Linked DNA regions of Mus musculus: region 2 is linked to region 1. The links are chromatin contacts, found by Hi-C in ENCODE. All regions are on one chromosome and are shown on one strand. Each heading gives the region's core, a stretch centred on a gene start or an enhancer-like site at or near the end of the contact. The rest is flanking DNA. Distances are from core to core; before and after follow the strand shown. Region 1 overlaps Efcab12 (EF-hand calcium binding domain 12). Region 2 holds the start of Spsb2 (splA/ryanodine receptor domain and SOCS box containing 2).

What was found. Hi-C counts contacts between places; a loop is a spot of excess contacts on that map.
Region 2: a loop to region 1 is called in a map of T-helper 1 cell, with 16 times the contacts of the local background. The contact joins the promoter of Spsb2 here to the enhancer-like site in region 1. A Hi-C loop is called at or near these places in 3 of 37 maps with a recorded cell type or tissue (T-helper 1 cell, T-helper 17 cell and regulatory T cell).

Annotation. Positions count from the first base shown.
Region 1 is chr6:115,821,718-115,827,095 of GRCm38, forward strand. Efcab12 (EF-hand calcium binding domain 12) reads right to left here. Exons shown (of 9, transcript NM_001110506.1): 2 at 1,540-1,994; 3 at 400-585. Among named protein-coding and RNA genes, the nearest start is that of Efcab12, 14 kb to the right of the region's middle. Within about 2 kb of position 2,300, at least 1 of the 3 ENCODE cell types and tissues checked has a DNase peak (open chromatin) inside an H3K27ac peak, as active enhancers do.
Region 2 is chr6:124,806,570-124,811,947 of GRCm38, forward strand. Spsb2 (splA/ryanodine receptor domain and SOCS box containing 2) reads left to right here and starts at 2,349. Exons shown (of 3, transcript NM_013539.2): 1 at 2,349-2,461; 2 at 2,658-3,400; 3 at 3,700-4,047. The coding sequence starts at 2,737. The coding sequence ends at 3,830. Tpi1 (triosephosphate isomerase 1) reads right to left here. Exons shown (of 7, transcript NM_009415.3): 5 at 5,313-5,378; 6 at 4,948-5,035; 7 at 4,017-4,818. The coding sequence ends at 4,700.

The DNA of each region.
Region 1 (5,378 bases), core at 1,050-3,549:
TGCTGGAGAGACAGCTATGGGCGAGAGGGCTGGGACAGCAGTTAAGAATGTATGCAGCTTATCTTGGGTGTGTATATGAATGTTCTGCCCTCATGTGTATCTATGCAGCATGTGCGTGCAGGGCACTTGGAAGCCAGAATAGGACGTTAGATCCTTTGCGGATGGAGTTAGAGGTGATTGGTAGTGGCCGTGTGGGTCCTCTGTGAGAGCAGCCAGGCTCATAACCCCTGAGCCATCTCTCCAGGTCAGCCTGGTTGTTTTAAGGCTGTGAACTGACAGTGGGTTGTGCCATGTTTCCTAGTGTGGTTCTGCAAATAGGAGGCTGCCCCTCAGGAGTGCAGAGCCTGGGGAAGGGAGGGAGGACCATACACCAAGCCCCGTTGGGAAGCTCATACTTACCGCCTTCAGAGCCATGAGAAATTCCTCCCTGGAGATGCGCTGGTTCTCGCCCCGCTCCCCCTTGCTAAATATCTCTAGGATCTTGATCTTTCGACTACGAAGGTAGGCGTACATGTCAGACAGGACAGGGGGCTTAGGCAGCCGCAGCTGTGGTGCAATTAGGCGGACATGTCTGAGAGCTCTGTCCTAGAAGAGGCAAGAGTGGGGCAGATGAGGAGGACTGCTTAGATGTGCATATCCCTACCCCTCTTGTTAAAGTTCAATCTCACTTTGAAGCCCAAAGATGGTCTGGAGGTCAGGATCCACTGCATATATTTGCCCTGTTCTCAATGTGGCCATACTGAATAAATCTCATTTTTACCCCCTGTTCTTACTAGGGTACTTTCATTGGCTTATTGAGGATGGGGGGCTGACCTTCAATTCTTAGTGTACAAACCATGGTTCCAAGTTAGGCAATGACATCACAGGTGGCCTTCCTCCTCTCCCTAACCCGATAGCCTTGATCTTCAAATCAGCCCACAAGCACTGGTTTATCACCTGCCCACGCCAGCAGACAGGTGTCCATCATCAAGACAGACTGCTAGTGTGCCCCAGCCGGGGTGCTTTGAAATCACATCCACGTGGTCCTTGACTTTCCCCCTGCCAAGATGGACTCTTTCTATTCCCATGGTGCGGCCAGTACTCAGCGGCTCATCCTGTTACGACGCAGTAACAAGACCAGAGCCGAGGGTGTAACCAGCACTGGCTCCCCTCCTCTCCATACTGGAAGGCTTCCTTTGTGGGCAGCAAGCCTTCTTATTGTAGGCACTGAAGCCATTTGAACAAGCTTGGGAGGCAGAGGCTGTCCTCTGTATTGCACTGCAGTCTCTTAATATGGATGGAGACAAAGCCTTTTAGTTAGATTCCAGAATCACAGACACAGCTGTATAGAATGATAGTCATTTGATTCTTTTCTTTTTAAAGTCACTCTGGAGTATTTGTTATGCAGCAATAGATCACTCATACACTTTCCTTTGGGGACTCGGTTTTGCTCCTCTGTAAAATGGGGGTAAACCACTTTGTCATGTCTAATCCAAGGAAACAAAATGACAACAACTACCCTGACGCCTTCAGCACCTTCTGGCCATTAGGACTTCTCACCTTGGCTCTCCTGATTGAAATCAAGGTATGTTTTGGGGTTTTCTGCTCCTGGCGAATCATGGACAGAACCCTGAACTCTGATGATGTGATGTTGGGCTTATTGTCCAGCCATGTCTTGACATCACCGAATGTCTCCAGCTGCCTCCGAAGCTTTGCCCTCTGATTCAGCCAGACCTTCTTGTCCACTGGTAGCTCCTGGGTGTCGCTAGTATCCAGAACTCTGAAGCTAGGCATGAGTGGGAGGGGAGCTTCAGGCGGAACTGTGGGCCGGGCTGGCACTTGGTCCTTTGTGCCAGGCACAATGATGATCCTCCGGCGGCTCTTTGGCAGGCGGAAGTCTTTCTGCTTCAACTGCCTGAAGCAATGGGCAGTGACTAGCTCAGGTTTGAAGACAGGAACCTTGCTGGTGGTTTCATCGAGGTCATCTTCTATGGAGGTGAAAGAGTGGTGGGACCCTTGGGAGAAGAAGGTTACAGGGTGACTTCCTTTTTGGAAGAGCACTAAGAAGAAATGAGGGAAGGGGCTGTTGTAGGAACTAGTTGTGTATCAGGGTGCCTGGTCCCTGGCCTGGCTGCATCACTGCATCACAATGGTAAGGAAAACGGTGTTAGCTAACATCACCTGCACACACCAACAGAAGACATGAAGCCAAGGGCTTTTCTACAGTCTGATTCCTATTACACTCTGCATGTGCTCCAAAGAATCTACCTCATTCTGTCTGACCATCCTAGGTATCACAGCACCCTCTGGTGGGGGCAAAGGCTCTGAGCCAGAGAGCTTGGGTCTAAGTGCTGGTCTGCTGTTGTAGGAAGTATTCAATCTCCAGCAGGGGCTTCTACCCTGTCTTTGATTATCCTGTTCCCAGATAAAAGAAACACAAGCTTTATATTTATAATGCCTCAATCATCACTAGAACCGGGTAGATATCCCCTCAATGCTATTAGAATCTATGTTCCCTTCAGTAAACCAAGTCATAATTTGCCATGTTCCATCTGGGTAGCTCTTAACTCCAATTGGCTAGCCCTCATGTGTAGTCTCCCCTCCCCCAGCCTGAAACCTGCTTGCTCGGGGTGGAGCTTCCTGCTCATTCGTTCTGCCACGCCCACTGCTGGAACCTGAGGAGCCACACACGTGCACCTTTCTACTGGACCCGAGATTATTCGGCGGGAATCGGGTCCCCTCCCCCTTCCTTCATAACTAGTGTCGCAACAATAAAATTTGAGCCTTGATCAGAGTAACTGTCTTGGCTACATTCTTTTCTCTCGCCACCTAGCCCCTCTTCTCTTCCAGGTTTCCAAAATGCCTTTCCAGGCTAGAACCCAGGTTGTGGTCTGCTGGCCGGACACAACAATTGGCGAACCAACGCGGGACTGAGAAACGGCAAAGGATTTTTGGAAGAGACGCTGCTGGTTCGGAGCTCCATAAAATAAAGGATAAGGGAAATTCATACCGGAGAAGGTATGGGCTAAGCTGAGACAGCGTTAAACCCGAGCGCTGGTTCACTTAGGTTCAGCAGTGAGGAGCTGGGTAATAGGCGGTAGGCCGTAGCTCTCCGAAGCTACATGAGGTGTGAGAAAAGAAAGGGTTTATTAAAAGGAATAGGCGGATTGCCCCAGTTAATAAAAAATGCATCATAAGGGAGGAAAGTGTCCCCAAAAGCAGAGAGAAATTTCTCTCTGGGCCTTATAGCAAGAGTACTCTGTTCCCTTTTGTGTCTTGTCTAATGTCCGGTGCACCAATCTGTTCTCGTGTTCAATTCATGTATGTTCGTGTCCAGTCTGTATGAATGAATGTTCTATGTTTTGTGTTGGATAATAAAGATGGTATAAAAAACTTTATCTGCAAAGCCGAGAGCCACGTGTTTCAGCCAGGAATCAGACACGTGGCGAGAGGGCCCCTGCTGGAAAAACTGTTCGTTTTAGGAAATAAGGGCGAGTGCACAGCCTCTAAGTTTCAGAGTAAAAAAGCTAGTAAATGGTTCATGATTAATGTGTTTGACAATGGTAAAGTGTTTTTTATTTTTATGGTTGTAGCTACAAAAATTATTATTCTCTGATTGGTCTAAATGTAACTGCTTCATTTGGTTCTTTTTTATTGATAATGTGCTCTGAGTGTTTTCACAATCAGCTCATAAGTTGTTGGTTAAGATTAATAATTGTTACATTGCTACAGATGGTTAGTGTTAAATTTAATAACTCAAGTTTAGAGTCCTTCCGACACATGGCATAAGGCAGCCCAAGAGGCTGGGTCTCTAAAGATATTTCTAGTTTAGGTAATAATTAATGTGGTTCGTATCCTAAATAGTAAAATTTAAAATAAGATTTAAAGCAATGTCTCTTTATTAAAGCATTAAAGCTTGCTTTAATAGGTATTCATAGGTATTAATTGACATCCAAACTTCGTAATATGATAGTAATGCTTCTAATATTGATTTTAAAGATAATAAATTGTTTTAAACTTGGGTTTTGCTTTCCCAAGGTTACAGGTATTATCCTAACCTTGCACAAAAAACTTAAAAATTATGGTTAAAACTGCTATTGTTCCATTGACTGCAGCTTGCAGTTTGACTTCAAATTTAAGATCTTTAATTCACCTGTATACTGTAATTAAGATAATTACAAGAGTAATCATCTTATGAGAGCGCTCATACAGCTCACTTCGTACAAAACTGTGACAGAGTTATCTAGTTATGTTTGTCTTTGTAAATAGATTAGACAAACAGTTTGGTTATAGTTGCTGCCTGGCAGGAAACTGCAGTACGGGCAATTTTTTCACAACACTAAAGTTGTGAAGAACGTTTTAACTGTAAGTCATCTTAAGAAAGAGTATCAAAATTTGGAGGCGTAGACAGTTATATTGTTTCTCTAGAATCGGTCCTTATTACAAGAGGGCCAGGATGCTCAGATTAAAAAGTATTTTACGTTTGAGTCAATGCAGGGCTCTGGGCAGCCCCAGAGCAGCTTGTGGCCTTTCTTTTGTTTTGCAAACAGTGCCTGAGAAAGATTTTTCCCGGTGTTCAAGAGAAATTCTTTTTAACAGTGTTGCAGATCTATTCAGATGTTTAAAATAATGCTTAAATTCAAAGAGTTTTGCTTCTAGTGAACTGTAATCACTAGAAAATTTTGCCTCTAGGTATGGCTAATGTAACTTTACATTATGTAAGAAAAAATTGTTATTGTTTCTGCTTCTATACAAGAAGCCAAGATTTTTAATCTTTCAGTGTATATTGTTTCCTAAGTGAAAAGTATTTTATTAACTAATGCTTCTTGAAGTTTACCTTAAATCCTTGCTCTCACCCAAAAGATTCAGAGACAATATCCTTTTATTACTTAGGGTTTTAGTTTACTACAAAAGTTTCTACAAAAAATAAAGCTTTTATAATTGTTATTAATTGGTAATTAAAAATTGGTTGTGCCCAAAACAATTCTTTGGCCAAAAAGAAAACATTATTGTAAAGTCATTTTTCTCATCCTCCCAGCCGATCGTTGGCCCACGTGGGCCCAACTAGCTTCTGTGGGGCGGAGTCTTAAGACACAGTTTCCCCTGTTCCAGCACAGATGATCTAGTTGTGTGCTGTAGATGGTGTTTTAAAATGCTGAACAATCAAACCTTAATTTGTATATTAATAGTCAATGCCATATCTCTGAGCTCGCAATTGCTTAAATTGTTCATCCCTCAGATACTATTAATTCTCAAATTTACAATTGCTTATGCATATTTCTAGTTAATAAATAAATTATGCACATGTAACTCTTAATAACTTTACAAGCCTTCTAGTTACAACTGCTCCTTAAAAAAATTGATTAAAAGTGCAATTAGTCACTGCCCCTTTACAGCCA
Region 2 (5,378 bases), core at 1,099-3,598, 9.0 Mb after region 1:
TTTTTTCAGTTAGGATGCATCACACTAAGGTACCTTGTCTCTTTACAACAGGACCCAATCAAAGGCAGCCCAACCATCTGGAATCTGGAAGAAGCTGGGTCTAGCACTCGGAAGGCAGAGGAAGGCGGATATATGAGTTCGAGGCCAGCCTGGTCTACAGAGCAAGTTTCAGGACAGCCAGGGCTAACACAGAGAAACCCTATCTTGAAAAACAACCAAAAGGGGAAAAAAATCAATCTGGAAGAAAAGCTGGCTTATTAGGGCTAATAGTGTGGGATTTAAATATATACAACCATGGCTTGCTCAGCCTGCTTTCTTATAGAATCCAGGACCACCTTGCCCAGGGATGGCACCACCACAATGGGCTCCCCCGTGCCCCACCCCCAACCTCACATCAATAACTAATTAAGAAAATGCCTAAGCCAGGAGTGGTGACGCAGGCCTTTAATCCCAGCACTCAGGAGGCAGAGGCAGGTGGATTTCTGAGTTTGAGGTCAGCCTGGTCTACAGAGTGAGTTCCAGGACAGCCAGGGCTATACAGAGAAACCCTGTCTCAAGAAAATGCCACCACTAGATCTGGCTATAAGGCATTTTCTTTCTTTCTTTCTTTCTTTCTTTCTTTCTTTCTTTGTTTTTGTTTTTGTTTTTGTTTTTGTTTTTGTTTGAGACAGGGTTTCTCTGTATAATCCTGGCTGTCCTGGAACTCACTCTGTAGACCAGGCTGGCCTCGAACTCAGAAATCCACCTGCCTCTGCCTCCTGAGTGCTGGGATTAAAGGCGTGCAGCACCATGTCCAACTGGCATTTTCTCAATTAAGGTTCGTTCCTTTCAGATAACTCTAGGTTCTGGGTCAAGCTGACACAAGGCTACACAGCACAGTTTGTATGCCACATTCAGTTCAGAAGACACCCAACCTCCCTGGAACTGGAACTTATGCACATTTGTGAGCTTCCACTTGGGAGTGGGAACCTGAACTGGGTCCTCTGCAAGAGCAGCCGTGCTCTTAACTGCTGAGCCATTTCAGCAGCCTCACATCAGAATTAAGTTAAAATTAGCCGGGTATGAATCATACCCTTAGAATCCTAGCATCTGAAAGCAGAGCTAAGAGAAACAGGGATTCAAGACCAGCTCTTGGCTACAGAGCCCGTCCTGTCCTAGGATGGGCTACAAGAGACTATTTCAAAGCCATCCAAACAACAATAACTACAACAACAACAAGGTTAAAATTAGGCTGGGCACAGGGTACACACCTTTAATGCCAACACTCAGGAGGCAGAGGCAGGCTGATCAGTGTGAGTTTGAGTTCAACGTGGTCTACATAGGGAGTTCTAGGCCAGCAGAGGTTACAGTCTCTCTCTCTCTCTCTCTCTCTCTCTCTCTCTCACACACACACACACACACACACACACACACACACACACACACGGTGGCATTATGGGATTTTTTTGGGATAAGGTTTCTCTGTCTAGCCCTGGCATAGATTCACTCTGTAGACTAGGCTAGCCTTGAACTCAGAGATCCGCCTGCCTCTGCCTCCCAAGTGCTGGGATTATAGGTGTTGCACCACCACTGCCCAGCCACTTTGGGATTTTTGAACTGTTATCAAGAGGCTTTCGAGGAGGTCAAACTTCAACAGCAACCTCTCCATGATAATGTAGCTAATGATCAAACGACACTCAAAACTAACCCTTAAAGCACACATCCACCAGACAGCGTGCCCACTCGTAGTTCCATTACTCAGGAGGCTGAAGCAGGAGGATGAAGGACTAAGGCTTCAGCAACCTAGGGAGCCGCAGGGGACAGTAGTCTCAATCCCTACATTCTCCTGAACACAGGAGCAGGAGTTCAGGAAGGGTGTCAAGGCCGCTTACTGATCTTAGGGCCTCAGGAATGACTAGCTCAGGCAGAGAGAGCAAAGGTCTCCAGTGGAGAAGTCTACACACACACACACACACACACACACACACACACACACACAGAATCCAAGGCGATGACGTCATCAAAGGGTTAATTCTAGTCTGGGATGGGGGGGAGGGTGGGGCACGCAGCTGTCAGGTGGCTTTGGAAAAATAAACTGCTGAAGAGTCTGACGCCAGGGAGTCCTGGGAGGGACAAGAGGTTACCCACTCAAAGAGTGTGCTCCACAAAGCATGCGCGCTTGTCCACGTCTGGAGTCGTCACTTATTTTTTGCCTGGATTCTTTGTAGCCGGTGGGTTCTCAAGGCGGTAAGTGGTGTGGCCGCCGTGGTCTGGGAGGTGACGATAGGGTTAATCGTCCACAGAGCCCAGGGGCGGAGCGCGGGCGGGCGTCCGCAGCCCCGCTGGAGCCGGAAGCAGTGGCTGGTCAGGGGCGCTTCTAGCCTTCCCTATCTGTACTTCCACAGAGGTCTCTGCGAGCTAGGGGGACAGTGAGGTGCGGGGTAGGGGCCCGGCGTTAGAGCCAGCAAGGGGACGGTTCACGGTAAGGTCTGAGGGAGAGAGAGCTCCTGAGAAACTTGGGGGGCGCGACACAGATAGGGTGAAAGCAGAGTGATAGACCTGGGATGGTTAGGGGACCAAGGGAAGACCAGGCTGGTTGGCATACACCGGTGAACGGATGGGAGTCCTAGGGAAAGATGATGCGCCTAACAGTCCTTTCTGTCTCCACACCACTCCAGGGGACGATCCGGAGCTCAACTTTCAAAAGCGAGACGCCCCAGCAAGCCTGTTTTGAGAAGTTCTTCAGCGGCTCTCCTCATGGGCCAGACGGCCCTGGCAAGGGGCAGCAGCAGCACCCCTACCTCGCAGGCTCTGTACTCGGACTTCTCTCCTCCCGAGGGCTTGGAGGAGCTCCTGTCTGCTCCCCCTCCTGACCTGGTTGCCCAACGGCACCACGGCTGGAACCCCAAGGATTGCTCCGAGAACATCGATGTCAAGGAAGGGGGTCTGTGCTTTGAGCGGCGCCCTGTGGCCCAGAGCACTGATGGAGTCCGGGGGAAACGGGGCTATTCGAGAGGTCTGCACGCCTGGGAGATCAGCTGGCCCCTGGAGCAAAGGGGCACACACGCCGTGGTGGGCGTGGCCACCGCCCTCGCCCCGCTGCAGGCTGACCACTATGCGGCGCTTTTGGGCAGCAACAGCGAGTCCTGGGGCTGGGATATTGGGCGGGGAAAATTGTATCATCAGAGTAAGGGCCTCGAGGCCCCCCAGTATCCAGCTGGACCTCAGGGTGAGCAGCTAGTGGTGCCAGAGAGACTGCTGGTGGTTCTGGACATGGAGGAGGGGACTCTTGGCTACTCTATTGGGGGCACGTACCTGGGACCAGCCTTCCGTGGACTGAAGGGGAGGACCCTCTATCCCTCTGTAAGTGCTGTTTGGGGCCAGTGCCAGGTCCGCATCCGCTACATGGGCGAAAGAAGAGGTGAGATACGGACTAGGTGTGGGGAGATCACTACTCTTGGCAATGGTTTGGGCTGGAAACTCATGGTTGGAGCACAGGAAGTAGGCTTCTTGTCACTTTGGCCTGTCACTTAGATGGCCTTGGATCTAGCTTCACTCCCAATCCCTATTGGATGTGATGCACAAATTCAGAGCCTTTGGGTCTCCCTCAGCTGAGGTGGCGGTGGAAATGGAGGAAGAAGGAAGGGTGCCTGAGCAGGATCTCAAGTTCAAGGATGCCTGGAGTTGCTTACTTACCTTGTCTTCCTTCTCTCTCCGCAGTGGAGGAACCACAATCCCTTCTGCACCTGAGCCGCCTGTGTGTGCGCCATGCTCTGGGGGACACCCGGCTGGGTCAAATATCCACTCTGCCTTTGCCCCCTGCCATGAAGCGCTATCTGCTCTACAAATGACCCAGTAGTACAGGGTGTGCTGGCACCCTACCGTGGGGACAGGTGGAGAGGCACCCGCTGGCCTAGACAACTTTAAAAAGCTGGTGAAGCTGGGGGGGGGGGGCTGGACCCCTTCACCTCCCCTTCTCACAGGAGCAAGACATATAGAAATGATATTAAACACCATGGCAGCCTGGGACAAAGAGGTTTTTGAAGTAAAAAATGAGATGTATTGTCACAACCTGTTTCATTATTGTTTTTTGTTTTGTTTTACACTCCCCCACCCCAGGCTAGAGCCCCATCACTGTCTTAAGGAATTATGACAACCCACAAAGCTCAGGCCCAGGTGTTTATTTCCCTTACATGTAGGATGGTTCACAAACACAATACAGGGGCTTTGGCACCGTGGGGGAGGGGACTATCCCAGGCCTCTTAGGGTCTCATGTATACCGAATTCAGACCCGAAAGCTCTGAATTTCTGCATCAGACATCCAGTAGAACTTGGGAGTGAAGCTAGAGCCAAGGCCATCTAAGTGACAGGCCAAAGTGACACGAAGCCCACTTCCTGTGCTCCAACCATGAGTTTCCAGCCCAAACCAATGGAAGGTGATTTCACTTGTCAGGGCCCAAAGGGACAGTCAGTTCTACTCCCTCCCCTCACTAGGAGCCACCTTGGTGACAGTTGATTCTACCCACTGTAAGTGGTAAAGGGATTGGCCTGGTCCCAACCATAATAGGGCGGTGGAAACGGCTCAGGAGGGTACAGCGTGGATTAGGCCACAAGATGGGGCAGATGATGTCATCAGAAGCATGTGACCGGTGGGAGCAGTTACTAAACTTCTGGGCAACCTAGTCCATGCTATGCAGGCAGGTAGAGGGATGGGCAGTGCTCATTGTTTGGCATTGATGATGTCCACAAATTCAGGCTTGAGAGATGCGCCACCCACAAGGAAGCCGTCCACGTCAGGCTGGCTTGCCAGCTCTTTGCAGGTTGCTCCAGTCACAGAACCTGTACCAGGAACAAGAAGACAGTTTGGTCAGGTCTATGATCAGAACACTTAAGCCCCACCTCTCTGTGCAAGGCAGCCTCAGTCTGTCTTAGCCCATTTCCGTCTTAGCTAGAGCCAAAGCCACTCACCTCCATAAATGATCCGGGTGCTCTGAGCCACCCCATCATTGACATTGGATTTCAGCCATCCCCGGAGCTTCTCGTGTACTTCCTGTGCCTAGAAGGAGGAGGCAGAGCTACTAAGTAAGCTCCTTCCTATCTATCATTCAAGGAGTAAAAACCACTGGTTCTCACATAGAGTTGAGTTTCCAGAAAAGCCCCGGGACCAGAGAGTGGCAAGGCTCCAATCCCACCAGGCTTGGAATGAACATTTTTGGCAAAGTCACTCTCCTTGGTGAGTTTGGGGGCCCTCTGTCTCTAAAGGGGCTTGGATGGGCTCCATAGCTGTGTGAGTCTGTTAAAGCCGGACAGGCTGAGGAGCTCTGGGTAGTTACCTGCTGAGGGGTTGCCGTCTTGCCAGTCCCAATGGCCCACACAGGTTCATAGGCCAGGACCACCTT